2 separate regions of the Homo sapiens genome follow, and region 1 is linked to region 2. A link is an interaction called in ENCODE POLR2A ChIA-PET data of the cell type or tissue named here. Cell type or tissue: MCF 10A. All regions are shown on one strand.

Region 1 (2,500 bases), 180 kb before region 2:
GAGGTAGACTCCGTCTCAAAAAAAAAAAAAAAAAAAAAAAAAAAATTAGCTGGGCGTGGTGGCGGGCGCCTGCAGTCTCAGCTATTCCAAAGGCTGAGGTGGGAGGATTGCTTGAGCCCGGGAGGCAGTGGTTGCAATGAGCCAGGATGCCGCCACTGCACTCCACTCTGGGCTACACAGTAAGATCCTGCCTCAGCGAAAAAAAAGGCCGGGCGTAGTGGCTCCTGCCTCTAATCCCAGAATTTTGGAAGGCTGATGCAGGCGGATTGCCTGAGCTCAGGAGTTGGAGACTAGGCTGGGCAACACGGTGAAACCTCATCTCTACTAAAATACAAAAAATTAGCTGGTGTGGACCAGGCACAGTGGCTCACGCCTGTAATCCCAGCACTTCCGGAGGCCAAGGCGGGCAGATTACTAGGTCAGGAGTTCGAGACCAGTCTGGCCAACATGGTGAAACCCTGTCTCTACTAAAAATACAAAAATTAGCTGGGCGTGGTGGTGCTCGCCTGTAATCCCAGCTACTTGGGAGGCTGAGGCAGGAGAATCGCTTGAACCTGGGAGGCGGAGGTTGCAGTGAGCCGAGATCACACCACTGCACTCCTGCCTGGGTGACAGAGTGAGACTCTGTCTCCAAAAAAAAAGGAATGTTCTAAAATTTATTGTGGTGATGGTTGCATAAGTCTATGAATATTCTAAACACATTTGACTGTATACAGTCGTCCCCCTTATCTGCAGTTTCGATTTCCTCGGTTTCAGTTATCCTTGGTCAACTTTGGTCCAAAAATATTAAATGGAAAATTCCAGAGGCTGGGCGAGGTGGCTCACGCCTTTAATCCCAGCATTTTGGGGGGCCGAGGCAGGCGGATCACCTGACGTCAGGAGTTCGAGACCAGCCTGGCCAACATGGTGAAACCCCGCCTCTACTAAAAATACAAAAATTAACCGGGCGTGGTGGCACGCGCCTGTAATCCCAGCTACTCGGGAGGCTGAGGCAGGTGAATGGCCTGAACACGGTAGGCAGAGGTTGCAATGAGCAGAGATCACACCACTGCACTCCAGCCTGGGTGACAGAGCGAGACTCGGTCTCAGAAAAAAAAAAAAGAAAGAAAATTCCAGAAATAAAACAAGTCATACCTTCACATTCCAGGCCGTTCTGAGTAGTGTGATGAAATCTCCCACAGTCCTGGGATGTGAATCATCCCTTTACCCAGCTTATCCATGCTGTCTGTATAGGCTACCAGTCTGTTAGTCCCTTTATAGCCATCTCAGTCAACAAATAGAAAAAGCAAAGTGGTCAGCCGAGGTGGCTCATGCCTGTAATACCAGCACTTTGGGAGACCAATGCAGGAGGAGGATTGGTTGAGACCAGGAATTCAAGACCAGCCTGGGAAACATAGTAAGACCCTGTCTCTAAAAAAAAATAAAATAAAATAAAATAAAATAAATGTGTATAAATAAGCTGGGTGTGCTTGCACATGCCTGTAGTCCTAGCTACTTGGGAGGCTGAGGCAGGAGGCTCACTTAAGGCCAGGAGTTGGAGACCAGTCTAGGCAACACAGCAAGACCCTCACGCCCCGACCCCCACAAGATAAATAAATTAGCCAGGTGTGGTGGTGCTCACCTGTAGTTCCAGCTACTCTGGAGGTTGAGGTAGAAGGATCCTTTGAGCCCCGGAGCTTGAGATGGCAGTGGTGAGACCTTGTCTTAAAAAATTTTGATCCTGGGCTGGGCGTGGTGGCTCACGCCTGTAATCCCAGCACTTTGGGAGGCCGAGGCAGGTGGATCACCAGGTCAGGAGATCGAGACCATCCTAGCTAACATGGCGAAACCCCGTCTCTACTTAAAAAATACAAAAAATTAGCCAGGCATGGTGGCACACGCCTGTAGTCTCAGCTACTTCAGAGGCTGAGGCAGGAGAATCGCTTTAACCTGGGAGGTGGAGGCTGCAGTGAGCCGAGATCGCGCCACTGCACTCCAGCCTGGGTGACAGAGACTCCATCTCAATAAATAAATAAATATTAAATAATAATAATTTTTTTTTATCTTAAAGCTGGGTGTGGACATATTTGCCTGTATTCCCAGCTACTCGGGAGGATCCCTTAAACCCAGGAGTTTGAGGCCAGCCAGGGCAACATGGAGACACCCCTATCTCTAAAAAATAAACAAACAGGTCAGGGCCCAGGGGCTCATGCCTGTAATCCCAGCACTTTAGGAGGCTAAGGTGGGCGGAACTCTTGAGGGCAGGAATTCGAGTCAGGAATTCCAGACCCGCCTGGGCAACACAGCATAACCCTGTCTCTACAAAAAAAAAAAAAAAAATACAAAAATTAGCTGGGTGTGGTCGCTCTCACCTGTGGTCCCAGCTACTTGGGAGGCTGAGGTGGGAGGCTCAGCTGAGTTCAGGAGGTCGAGGCTGCAGTAAGACGTGATTGTGCCACTGCACTCCAGCCTGGGCGACACAATGAGACCCTGTCTCAATACATAAATAAATACAAATTGG
Region 2 (2,500 bases):
TGTAGTGGCGTGATCTCCGCTTATTGCAACCTCCACCTCCCCAGTTCAAGCGATTCTCCTGCCTCAGCCCCTAGTAGCTGGGACTACAGGTGCATGCCACCGAGCCCGGCTAATGTTTTTATTTTTAGTAGAGACGGGGTTTCACCATGTTGGCCAGGCTGGTCTTGAACTCCTGACCTCAGGTGATCCATCCTCCTCGGCCTCCCAAAGTGCTGGGATTACAGGCGTGAGCCACCGCGCCCAGCCTCTTTTTCTTAAAAGGACATTAGTTATATTGGATTAAGGGCCTGCCGTACTGCGATATAACCTCATCTTAACTAATTCCATCTGTAACAACCTTAATCAGATCATATTCTGAGGTACTAGGGGTTAAGACTTAAACATATCTTTTTGGGGGACTCAGTTCAACTCATGGCAGCCAATAATCAAGCATCACAATTCTGAGGAACCCTCCATGAGGCCATTGTAAGGAGGCAATGACTTGGCAATTTATCTCACCCTTCTGTCTCCCACATCTAGGTACCATCCAAGCCCTAGGGAAATAAGATGCAGCACCAAGGTACCAAGGAAAAGGGTAGAAGCACTCCGAGTTGACCTGAGATGAACTTTTCACCACTCTTGAAGAATGAGGACTTGAACTAGTGATCACTTTCAGTTCTAGAAAAATAAGGTGGCCGGGTGAGGTGGCTCATGCCTGTACTCCCAGTGCTTTGGGAGGCCGAGGTGGGCGGATCACGAGATCAGGAGTTTGAGACTAGCCCGGCCAACATGGTGAAACCTCGTCTCTACTAAAAATACAAAAAATTAGCTGGGCAAGGTGGTGGGCACCTGTAATCCCAGCTGCTCAGGAGGCTGAGGCAGGAGAATTGCTTGAACCCGGGAGGCAGAGGTTGCAGTGAGCCGAGATCACGCCATTGCACTCCAGCCTGGGCGACAGTGCGAGGCTCTCAAAACAAACAAACAAAAAAAAATGCACAAAAAACAAAAATAAGATTACATCTCTTAAGTCTCTAAATTGGGAACTGAAATTCACACCTGCAACATCTTTAATGATCCAATGGAAAGAAGTCCAAACTCCTTGACCAGGGTTTGACAAATTATGGCCCACGGGCCAAATTTGGTTGGCTGCCTGTTTTTGTTATTAAAGAGTTTTTGGAATACTGCCATGCCCATTTGCGTATGTATTGCCTCTGGCTATTTTTGTACTGCAGCATCAGGGTTGAGTTATTGTGACAGAGACACTAGAGCCTGCAAAACCAAAAAGATTTATTATCTGATCCACTTTAGAAGAAATTTGCCAACCTTTGTCCTAGATCAAGTTTTCAAGACCGTCCACAATTTAAGACCATTTTTTTTTTTTTTGAGACGAAGTGTTGCTCTTGTCGCCCAGGCTGAAGTACAATGGCACGATCTCGGCTCACTGCAACCTCCGCCTCCTGGGTTCAAGCAATTCTCCTGCCTCAGCCTCCTGCATAGCTGGGATTGCAGGTACACACCACCATATCCGACTAATTTTTATATTTTTAGTAGAAACGGGGTTTCACCATGTTGGCCAGGCTGGTCTCGAACTCCTGACCTCGTAATCCACCTGCCTCAGCCTCCCAAAGTGCCGGGCATGAGCCACCACGCCCGGCCTAAGACCAGTTTTTAAAACATATACTCTGCCACTCTACCACATAAACTTTCCAAGGTACTAAAACCAGTATATGCAAAGTTCTCTTAAGTTATCAGCTCTAAATTTTTTCCCCCAGCCCAATTAGGAGGGAATTAAGGCTTCACCCCCATTCCCACTTTCCAGCAGAAAAACAAGTAGGTGATAAAAATGGAATGTCATCCTAAAAGCTTTCTAAAAGTTGGGGAATTGTGGGTACATCTGCTTAAGCAATAAGAGTACAGATGATTTCTATTTTTGCTCAATGCATACATGACTTAAAGTCTATTTATTGAACAATTATAGGCCAAAAATACTGCTGATGCAAATGAGTATTATTAAACACTGTAGAATTTGCCAAACAACCCACAACAAATTAAATTGCTAATAACAAGCTAAACAGTGATTTATCATTAGCTAAGCAAAAAGAACAGCGGTTGAAAACCGTGGCCAATTCAAGATAACACAAAGACAAAATGTTCCTCCAGGAAATTATGGAAATTTATACTATCAGTGTACACTTGTGTGCAATGCTGGGAGGTATTGTGTGTCTGCCAGGCTTCTAGGTGGAATACCAAAATAGAGTGCTCAATAAATTACAGTAACTTTCTATTCTGAATGTACGAACACTATGTTTTAGTAAGCCTTAATAACTTGCTTAGTGTAGGTGGACTGGGTATCAGCTGCATTTGCGGGTGCAGCATCCATGCCTCTTTCTTCTGATTTTCCCTGGGGGAGCCATTATCCCATTTGCATCCATGTGCTTGGAAAGGGGCCAGCTTTAGAATGGGGCATGTAGGGCCAGGCGTGGTGGCTCACGCCTGTAATCCCAGCACTTTGGGAGGCTGA

Evidence for each region. ChIA-PET counts read pairs that join two places held together with the same protein. Peaks named below come from ENCODE experiments on the same cell type or tissue, not always from the same donor. Only the 100,000 strongest peaks of a DNase experiment are listed, where the experiment ranks them.
Region 1: POLR2A ChIA-PET joins it to region 2 with 5 read pairs; 1 of 35 experiments calls an interaction of 5 or more read pairs at or near these places.

The regions. Positions count from the first base shown.
Region 1 is chr19:13,852,267-13,854,766 of GRCh38, reverse strand. No RefSeq gene overlaps it. Among named protein-coding and RNA genes, the nearest start is that of MIR23AHG, 11 kb to the right of the region's middle. RefSeq lists an enhancer at 125-1,070. In MCF 10A, no CTCF peak of the experiment used is centred here; a DNase peak (open chromatin) is centred at 1,196.
Region 2 is chr19:13,669,719-13,672,218 of GRCh38, reverse strand. No RefSeq gene overlaps it. Among named protein-coding and RNA genes, the nearest start is that of YJU2B, 77 kb to the left of the region's middle. In MCF 10A, no CTCF peak of the experiment used is centred here; a DNase peak (open chromatin) is centred at 1,168.